Regions from separate parts of the Homo sapiens genome. Here region 2 is linked to region 1. Evidence: chromatin contacts called from ENCODE Hi-C data. All regions are on one chromosome and are shown on one strand. Each heading gives the region's core, a stretch centred on a gene start or an enhancer-like site at or near the end of the contact. The rest is flanking DNA. Distances are from core to core; before and after follow the strand shown.

What was found. Hi-C counts contacts between places; a loop is a spot of excess contacts on that map. Pooled maps may share reads with other maps.
Region 2: a loop to region 1 is called in a pooled map, with 7 times the contacts of the local background. The contact joins the promoter of TTI1 here to the promoter of SAMHD1 in region 1. A Hi-C loop is called at or near these places in 4 of 50 pooled maps.

Annotation. Positions count from the first base shown.
Region 1 is chr20:36,948,919-36,953,729 of GRCh38, reverse strand. SAMHD1 (SAM and HD domain containing deoxynucleoside triphosphate triphosphohydrolase 1) reads left to right here and starts at 2,022. Exons shown (of 16, transcript NM_015474.4): 1 at 2,022-2,294. The coding sequence starts at 2,087. RefSeq lists a silencer at 2,308-2,527.
Region 2 is chr20:38,030,683-38,036,054 of GRCh38, reverse strand. TTI1 (TELO2 interacting protein 1) reads left to right here and starts at 2,599. Exons shown (of 8, transcript NM_001303457.2): 1 at 2,599-2,651. RPRD1B (regulation of nuclear pre-mRNA domain containing 1B) reads right to left here and starts at 2,309. Exons shown (of 7, transcript NM_021215.4): 1 at 1,957-2,309. The coding sequence starts at 2,107. LOC124904898 (a long non-coding RNA gene) reads right to left here and starts at 1,949. Exons shown (of 2, transcript XR_007067579.1): 1 at 650-1,949. RefSeq lists enhancers at 1,677-2,272, 2,473-2,742, 2,273-2,868.

The DNA.
Region 1 (4,811 bases), core at 773-3,272:
CTGGGATTACAGACGTGAGCCACTGCGCCTGGCAGGAACACCTTTATACTTTCCTCCATGGGTCTGCAGGAAAAGGGAGCCATTGAAAATTGTGGGTTAAATAATAGAAAATAGTTTTATATCAAAACCCCCTTTACTTATTTATTTATTTTTTATTATTATTATTTTTGAAACAGAGTCTTGCTCTGTTGCCCAGGCTGGAGTGCAACGGGAAGATCTTGGCTCACTGCAACCTACACCTCCCACATTTGAGTGATTCTCGTGCCCCCGCCTCCTGAGTAGCTGGGATTACAGGCATGCACCACCAGGCCTGGCTAATTTTTGTATTTTAGTAGAGATGGGGTTTCACCATGTTGGCCAGGTTGGCCTTGAACTCCTGGCCTCAAGTGAGTGCTCTGGCCTCCCAAAGTGCTGGGATTACAGGCATGAGCCACTGCACCCAGCCCCAAACCCCCTTTAACAAGCAGTGGTTGGCAAGTTATCAAGACCATGGACTTTGGAACCAAGTTACATCTCTTGGGTTTGAATACAGGCTTCATCATTTCCTAGCTGTAAGACCTTGGGCAGCTGGGTACGGCTGTGTAATCCCAGCACTTTGGGAGGCTGAGGTGTGGGAATCACCTGAGGTCAGGAGTTCAAGACCAGCCTGGCCAACATGGTGAAATCCTGTCTCTACTAAAAATACAAAAATTAGCCAGGTGTGGTGGCAGGCGCCTGTAGTCCCAGCTACTTGGGAGTCTGAGGCATGAGAATCACTTGAACCTGGGAGGCAGAGGTTGCAGTGAGCTGAGATCACGCCACTGCACTCCAGCTTGGGAAACAGAGCAAGACTCCGTCTCAAAAAAAAAAAAGAAGACCTGCGGCAAATTACTTTTTCCTACATCCTAAGGTAATTGTGATAATTAAGTGAAGTAATATGTGTAGAGCCCTTAGAACTTTACAATATTTGTAAAACCCTTAGAAGTTATAAAAATTATTTAATATTTAAATAATTTAATGAATGTACTTAATTCATTTAGTATTATGTATAAATATAAAATTATTTTATATTTGTAAAGCCCTTAGAACCGTGCCTGGCACACAGTAAAGCTCTGTTTGCAAATAATATTTTGGCTCACCAGTAGACCACTAGTTCATACTGCTTGATGATAAGCTATTCCGCCTCATTCGTCCTTGACCCCCTAAACAGGTCTATGCCTTGGTTGCTGGGAAGGTGTGTTGGCTTTATTAACAGTAATAGTGATATGTCCTTTTACCAGGCAATTGCATGGACCAGTATTTATAGGGAAGTTTGAGCCCTGCCGCAGAGGGGTTAAGTGATGGGAAAATGCCTGCCATTTTCACATGCTGTTACAACCAGGCAGTAAAAGTCCTCAGAAGTTAAATTTTAAGTAATCAGACTGGCCACTTTCCTTCCTCTGGGAATGCAGTTGGGATGGAGGGCTCTGTCTCTAGTTGGAAAGAAGTCTGAAGTCCCCTCCTGTGTGGACACCAGACAACAGGTATCCCAGGGCCCTCTAGTTGACCAGCAATACTGTGGAATGAAGACACCCTCAAGTCACATTTGAAATCATTCCGGGTTCTTCCAGTTCAGCACCTTGACTGTTTTCCTCTTCACTGGGAAGGTGCTGGCAGCCTGACGGCCTTTTAGGCTTCTTTTAAGTTTGGGGCATCTGAAACCCGGCCAAGGTGCGGCGGGTAGTGTACTCATTCGAAGGAGAATACCCCCAATTCACTAGACGAGCCCCTAATTGGGGGTGCGGTGCCGGGCGCGCTCTTTCCTCCCCCTTTCCACCAGCACTGCCCTCAGTTCTGCTTCTAGCCACGCCCTTTCGCGTTCACGTCCAGCGCCCTGGCGGGATTGATTTGAGGACGACTGGACTGCCATTGCGCCTGCGCAGGGAGCCCAAGGCAAGAGCCGCTAGGCTGCCCTGCCCGAAGGGCTCAACTGTCAGTGAGCCTGCGCAGGAGGCCAATAGGCTGCCAATACTCCTTGGACTCCCCGCCAGGGCCCTGCTGTCAGTGCGCCTGCGCGCGGGTCCGGCGCCGAGGTTCTTGACTGCTGTGCCGGACGCCAGGTGTAGCCATGCAGCGAGCCGATTCCGAGCAGCCCTCCAAGCGTCCCCGTTGCGATGACAGCCCGAGAACCCCCTCAAACACCCCTTCCGCAGAGGCAGACTGGTCCCCGGGCCTGGAACTCCATCCCGACTACAAGACATGGGGTCCGGAGCAGGTGTGCTCCTTCCTCAGGCGCGGTGGCTTTGAAGAGCCGGTGCTGCTGAAGAACATCCGAGGTAGCGGCTCCGGAGGGGCTGAGGGGCGAAGGGCGGCGACCTGGGGCGCGGGCCAGGCGCCCTGAGGGAGGGGGCCCCACGAGAGGACCGAGGCCGAGGAGCGAGCCCTGCGGCGGGAGGCACCCGGGAGGGCGGACCTGCGCTGGGGGCGCCGAGGAAAGGAAGACCCGAGGCGGGGGAGGGAGCCCTGCGGCGGGGGTTCCCAGGAGGGCCTGCGGCATGGGGCTCCCGGGACTGACTCCCCGAGGCGGAGGAAGAAGACATGGGGTCGCCTGGGATAGGCGATTCGTAGGATGGGAGCAGGCTCCCGGGATTGAGGACCTGGGAGGGGCAGTCGTAGATTGGGATCTCACTCTCGTGGGTTTCTTCACTAACTTGCCACCCCGGCGCGGGACAAGCGAGACTCGGGTCCCTTTTTTTTAGTTAGAAGGAGATTTTTCCCCAGACCTTGGTGGGCGGCTTGCTGTCATCCAGGCTCGCGGGACCCCTCCGCGCTAACCGCAGCTCCTTGAACACTTGCCACATCAGAGGATGTTCTGGGGCTTTTAGGTTTCGGTTTCCTCCCTGAATTGAGGCTTTTCCTGAAGGGGAAGGAACTGGCTTGGTTAATCTCTGAATTCCCATCACCTTCCTTGGCATCCCAGCAGCGCCCGATAGGCGTGTGTTGACTGCACTTGCAGAACATGGTAAGGAACATGTTTTGCTCTTTAAAAGCAGGTTCCCCTCCAAAATCTGAACCTTGGGGTTGTTCAGTTGACCACTGAATCCCCAGCATGCCACAGTTTGGCCACATCCCCTGGAGAAGTGTTTAGGTTGAGTTTTAATCATATTTTACTGATTCGTATCCAAGCATCCATCCTTGTGAATTCTACTCAACTTTTTGTGGTGGGTGTGAGATTTGACTCCTGCCTTATATCCTCTAGGTGTCCAATAGGAAGGTGATTCTTTGGTGGTTGGGATTTGCAAATTTAGTAAATTTTTGCATTTGTTAGGTGGGGCCCTGTTTGGCTAGGTTGGAAACTGGGGTAGGAGGAACATTAGTGGTTCAGGACCCAAAGATAGCTTGAATGGGTATGGGAAATTGCATTTCTCCTTTTTTTTTTTTCTTCCCCCTTTTGCCCTTTCGTTTCCCTCCACTGCTGGGATGGATTATTACTTTATTTTCTTTGACTAGCAACAAGTGGAGTGAAGTAGTTCCATATTTTCTGTCTCAAAATGTGGTTGGCTCTCTGTTTCAGTGGTTTGTAGATTAACTCGTTACCCTCCAGAATGATGTGTGTTCCTTAAACCTACAACCTATTGCTATCAAAGACACTATGTGCTTTCATTTGGTAAAAACTGACCAACTGTTCCCAATTGCTCATGTCTTAGCTTCTGCTTTGTCTTGACCAAACTTTATTCGGACTTCTCTCTTCCCTTATGGGCCCCTCAACTCTTGCTTACCCCCAGATCTGACCAGGCAGGCACTAAAGCAGTGGAATATGCCTCCCTCTGGTCAGTTTCTTTTGAGAACCGGCTGACCACAGTAGGATGCTGTCCTGTTGGGCTACACTGCTCATTTTCCCTTGCTCGTCCAGGTTCCTATCCAAAGATTCTGCTTATTTCTGCTTGCCCGTCCTTTATCATATAAAAGAAGACCCTTTTTCTGTTGGATTCTTTTTTTTTTTTTTTTTTTTTTTTGAGACAGAGTCTCGCTCTGTCGCCAGGCTGGAGTGCAGTGGCGCCATCTCGGCCCAGTGCAACCTCTAACTGCCTGGTTCAAGCTATTCTCCTGCCTCAGCCTCCCGAGTAGCTGGGATTACAGGCATGTGCCACCACGCCCAGCTAATTTTTTTGTATTTTTAGTAGAGATGGGGTTTCACCATGTTGGCCAGGATGGTCTCCATCTCCTGAACTCGTGATCCGCCTGCCTCAGCCTCCCAAAGTGCTGGGATTACAGGCGTGAGCCACCGCGCCCGGCCTCATTTTTTTTTTTTTTTTAATTAGAGACAGGGTTTTGCCATGTTGGCCAGGCTGGTCTCAAACTCTTGGCTTCGAGTGACCATCCACCCACCTCGGCCTCCTAAAGTGCTGGGATTACAAGTGTGAGCCACCATGCCCAACCTCTGTTTGGTTCTTGGGCCTCTGTTTGATTATTTTTTAAAATTTATTTTATTATTTTATTTTTTTTCTGAGATGGAGTCTCGCTCTGTCACGCAGGCTGAAGTGCACCGGCACAATCTCAGCTCACTGCAACCTCTGCCTCTCGGGTTCAAGTGGTTCTCCTGCCTCAGCCTCCCTAGTTGCTGGGATTACAGGTGCACGCCACCACGCCTGGCTAATTTTGTGTTTTTAGTAAAGACAGGGTTTCACCATGTTGGCCAGGCTGGTCTCCAACTCCTGTCCTCAGGTGATGCATCCGCCTCTGCCTCCCAAAGTGCTGGGATTACAGGCGTGAGCCACCGCGCCCGGCCGGCCTATGTGTTTGATTCCTGAGCCTCTTGCAGATATCTGATATTGGAGCTTTCTCCCTGTAGA
Region 2 (5,372 bases), core at 1,350-3,849, 1.1 Mb before region 1:
TGGTGGCTCACACCTGTAATACCAGCACTTTGGGAGGCCGAGGCGGGGGCATCACAAGGTCAGGAGATCAAGACCATCCTGGCTAACACAGTGAAACCCCATCTCTACTAAAAATACAAAAAATTAGCTGGGTGTGGTGGCGGGCCCCTGTAGTTCCAGCTACTCGGGAGGCTGAGGCAGGAGAATGGCATGAACCCGGGAGGTGGAGCTTGCAGTGAGCTGAGATCGCACCACTGCACTTCAGCCTGGGTGACAGAGCGAGACCCCCATCTCAAAAAAAAAAAAACAAAAAAAATGACACCTGAGATGGACTTTAACTGCCTCTTGAGGTCCCACCCAATAGAATTCTGTACAGTGGCAATTCACATTTCAGCACACTCTTCAAATAATTTCTGAATGGCACAGTGGGGTACATGAAGAAGGCCCCATAAACTCCAGGCTCTACCTCTTCCCGGAACTGCCCGAAGGGCTGAGGGGATCCCTATCTCAGTACAGTACGCGATATTTGGGGGCAGTCCCTGCTAAAGGGCTAGAACTGGGTCTCCTGAAAAAAATCATGAAGATTTTGGTGTTTGCCAGCCTGTTGTAGTCTGAGCCTGTTCAGTTCGAAAGCCTTGAAAATACCACTTAGCCACTTCAGTTTCCTCACCTGTAGAGCAGGACATCTGTGGTGTCCCCAACTCACAGATAGTATAGAACACTTGTAAAGCCACTTCGCTATAAAGGCCTACCACATATAGGGTGTCTGGAGCAGCTCTGAGCTTCATTTCTTCAGTCTTCCATTATGAAACTCATCCGGGAGTGTAGGTGTCCATCTTTCCCCACCAGACTGTAAGCAACTTGAAGGTAAAGACCATGCCTCACAGTGAGTAATCAAAAGTCTCATCTCACCATAATCTGCTGAATGCCTACACTGTGCCTCACCCCATGCTAAATGTTCATTTGGATTATCCCGTTTACTCCTCACCACGAGATGAGTCTCAGTTTTTCCTCTTCTGCAAAGTTCCTACTTCATAGGGCTCCGAGAATTTTTTTTAATGGCAATGTATGTAAAGATATCAGTACTGCACTTCGCATGTAATAAAGACATAGTAAATTTCAGTTATCCATTCTGTAGATAAGAAAATTAAGGCACAGACAGGTTAAGTTGCTGGGGTCAGTAAGGCGGCAAAGTCAGGCTTAAATTCTAGGCAGTTGGCAGAGGCAACATGCTGCAAGTGTCCAAGCCAGTGCCTGGCACATAACAGAATGAGTTCAATGAATTGTCTGTCAGAACCTGAGCAGGGCCTGAAATCAATGACAACTGCATGAGAGAGGAGAGGAGAGGAGAGGTAAGGTCTGGGTGGCCCCTTAACCTAAGATGGGAGAGACTACCTACTTCACAGGGCTGTTCTAAGGACTGAGTGCGAGGATACACACAAAGGTCTTAGTATAGTGACTGGTATGAAGTAAAGGCTTTGTAAGGGGTAGCTATCCTTGCCTCCCTCTTACAGATGAGAAAACGGAGACACAGGGAGATGAAGAAACTCTCCCAGTATTATTCAGCTGGCAAATAGCTGAGCCAGGACTCGATCTGCAGAGTCTGACTCCGGAGCCCACTGGCTTTTACTCCAAATACCCAGCACTGGGCCCGACATGCTAGGGCCAGTACGGCAGTGAATGCAGCCGAGATAATAACAGCCACAAATGTCAGGGGGAAACTGAAGGGAAAATGGCTTGATGAACTAGAAGTCTGGACACCTGAGTCCCAGTCCGTGGACCCTCAGGCAAGTACCTTAAACCTTCCCGGGCCTCAGTTTCCTTCTTCGAGAAATGGGGCTAACTTTGTCTCCCATCTCAGAAGCTCGATCAGGCCTGGAAAGCAAGGCTCAATGAAGAGGCTTAGAGGGGCCTAGGTTGTATGTGGGCGAGAGGACAATCCGGGGACCGTCCAGGGGGTGGGGATTTGGTGTTTACCTTTGCGGAGCTCGCGGTGCCACACGGAGACGATGGGTCCCGCGTGCTTGCGGTGGTGGATGAGCCAAAGGGACAGGGTCTGCACGCTCTGCTGAGAGTTGCTCAGCTCCGAGAGCTTCTTCTCCAGCGCCGACTCAGAGAAGGAGGACATGGTGGCGGCAGTGAGGCCCGGCAGGGAGCGGCCTGGGCCGCCCAGTGCGGCGGGAAGAGCGACGGCACGAGGCCGGGGCCTCACCTGACAGGCTGCGGGACTTTTTACCGACTGACAGACTGCCAGGGGTGCGAGAAGGGGGAGGGGATGGGTCTCCGCAGTAACAGCCGCCCGCGCCGCCGCCACAAGATGGCCACCCGACCTCTCACCCTGCCGCGAGAGCGAGGTCAAAGGGCAAGGGCCGGAGCAGAGGGGCACCGAGAGGCGTCGGAGCTCTAGAAAACCGTCCCTTTGGAGGCGGCGGCCGCTCTGAACCTCGCGCAGAGCACTTCGAAGGAGACAGAGCGAGGCAAGGAGAGTAGTTCCCCGGGCCCCCGGAAAGAGCTTTGACCGCTCGAGCCTGCACACCGGCGCAGTGGATCTCGCCGGAACCCTTTTTCCCGCTCCCTCGGAACCTTTCTGGCGCGATACGGCGCGCTACTTAGCGCGTCACTTCCGGCGAGGCAGAGGAGGCGGGAGAGTGAGAGAAAGGCTGGAAGACGAGGTAAGGGAAGAGTGGCGGGAACCAGAGGGAGCCCAGCAGCTGGGACCCTGTAGAGGGGTATCCTGAGGGGACATTGAGTCTGAGAGATCATGATCTGGATATGGGAGGGGGATTTCCTTTCTAATCTGGCGGGCCCCAGGCCGCATCTTTCCTCCATATGTGTTCGGCTCTCTGGCTGTCCCCCAAAACACTTAGTTTTGGTTCTTCCAAGCCACCCACGTGCCCTTTTCACGCCTCCACGCCCTGGCGCTCGTTCTCTGTCCGAAAGTGACATCCCCTTTCTCACCTGGTGAGCTCCTACTCAGCCCCCCGGAGCACCCTTTAATGTCCTGTTTTGACCTTTTAGTCTGTAACAGCGCCGTCATGAAACACACATTTGGGCTCTCGGCTCTTAAGTGGGTTCTCACTCAGGGTATTATTACGTGCTGCTTTTGCCGTCTGCGGGTCCAGTTGACTTTTTCGAACTTAAGTGAGGTGTTAACTTTAGGGAAAAGGTGGAGGGAACTAACTTAGCCTTCCCAATGTGTCTGTTGACCTCATGTTGAGACACACTATTTGAGGCCTGGCGCAACGTCTCTTGCTTGTAATCCCAACCCTTTGGGAGGCCGAGGCGAGAGGATAGCTTGAGGACTGGAGTTCAAGACCAGCCTGGGTAACAGCGAAAATTAGCCAGGCATGGTGACGCTCACCTGCAGTTCCAGCTACGCGAGAGGATACCTTGAGCCCAGGAGTTAGAGGTTACAGTGAGCTATGATCGTGCCACTGCACTCCAGCCTGGGCGATGGAGCGAGACTCTTCTCTGAAACAAAACAAAACACTATCTGAGACTCTAAACCTTGACCCTATTTTTTTTTTAAGTTTTAAATCCCAGGTATCAAAGCAGCAGAGAAATTTTGTTTTTCTTACTGCCACGGGGGTGATGGTAGGGAGTTAAGTTATAGACATAAGAGGGTTTTAAAATTTCCTGATCGTGGTATAACTTCCTAGTTGTGGGCAGACTCTAGTTTAGGAGACGTTCTTCTAGTTGATGCCTGCTTTTGCTCTTATTGCACTGTATTGCAGTTCTTTGCTTACATGCTTTTACCCTTCCTCCAGACTGGAATCATAATCATAGCTAACGCAGTGAGAGGTTACTATGTGCTAGACACAATTCCCACACAGTAACTCATTTAATCCTCACAACAAAGCTGTGAGGTATTATATTATCCCCCTTTGGACAGCGTAGGAAACAGGCTCAGAGAGGTTAAGTGACCTACCCAAGATCACATTACTAAGACTTGAGGGAAGGGGCTGCAACTTAGCCATCTTTTTGGCCCCAGTTCCTGATTTATCAAGTGAGTTAGTGTAAAAGAGGTGAGTAACCTAAAATCATACAGTGAGTATCTAGTCATAACTGAGGGCTTTTGTGTCGAAATCTAGATCATCTTTCCATATTAATAACACTGTCATATACTGAGCACTTTTATACCAAGTCACTGTCTATTAAGCACATTACATACTTTTTAAATTTAATTCTTACATCAGTCTTAGGAGTTGAAATTATTACAATCACTATTTGATAGACGAGAAAATGTAAAGCATGGTTAAGTACCCTATGTACTTGGACATAGTTAGGAAATAGCAGAGCCAGGAGTCAAATTAGGGTTATCTTATGTCTGATCCCAAATTCTTGCCTCCTGAACCAATAGTTTATTCATTCATTCGGAAAATAATTTTTCAGCACCTATGTCCAAAGCACTCTTCTAAGCTAACAGACAAAATCCACGTTCTCAGGAACTTACTTTCTACTGAGAAAGATAGAAAAACAAACATGCAAGTTTAGAATAAGTCAGAAAGTGGTAAGTAACTTCAATAAAAATCAAGGAGATAAGGAGGATAAGGAATGTATATGTGTAGGTGGGTAGTCTTTTACTTATGCTTCTCAGAGAAGGCCTCATTGATAAGATGTCATTTGAGAGACAAGCCATATGCCATTGTTCCAGGAAGAGGGAAAACCAAGTTTATACCATTGTTGGCATTTTGGAGCAACAGCAGAGAGGACAATAAAGCTGGAGTGATATGAACTAGAAGGGTGGCTGGAAATTAGTTCAGAAAAGTACGAAGGGACTGCATCACATGGTGACTTGTAGGCAATAGTATAGACTTTAGATGTTACTCTGAATGAAATGAAGTCCACTGGGCAGTTTTGCACAAAGAAGGAGCATTGTGGCTGTTAGGTAGAAAATAAGACAGTAAGAGTGCAAAGGTAGAAGCAGGAAGGACCAGTTTGGCAGCTGTTGTAGTAACCCAGGTGAAAGGATAACTCAAACCAGGGTGGTATCTGTGGAAGTGGTAAGAAAGGGACAGTTCTGGGGATATTTTAGAGGAAGAGGTAACAGGATCCGCTGATAGATTGGATATGGGGTGTGAAAGACATATGAGAGTTGAGATAGCTCCAAGGGTTTTGGCCTAAGCAACTATAAGAATAGCGCTTCCATTTACTGAATTACAGAAAAGAGTGGGTTTGGAGAGTAAGAGCAAGCATTTGTATTTGGACATGTCCATTTGGAAATGCCTATCTGAGTATAGATGTCTAAGGGGCAGTTGGGTTTATGGGTCTGGAATTCAAGGAAGAGCTATCTGGGTTAGAGATAAAAATGTGAGAGTCATAACGGAATAAGGTGTAAAAAGAGACTGAGTCCTAGGATTCTTCAACATATAGAGGTCTGAAAGGTGAGGATG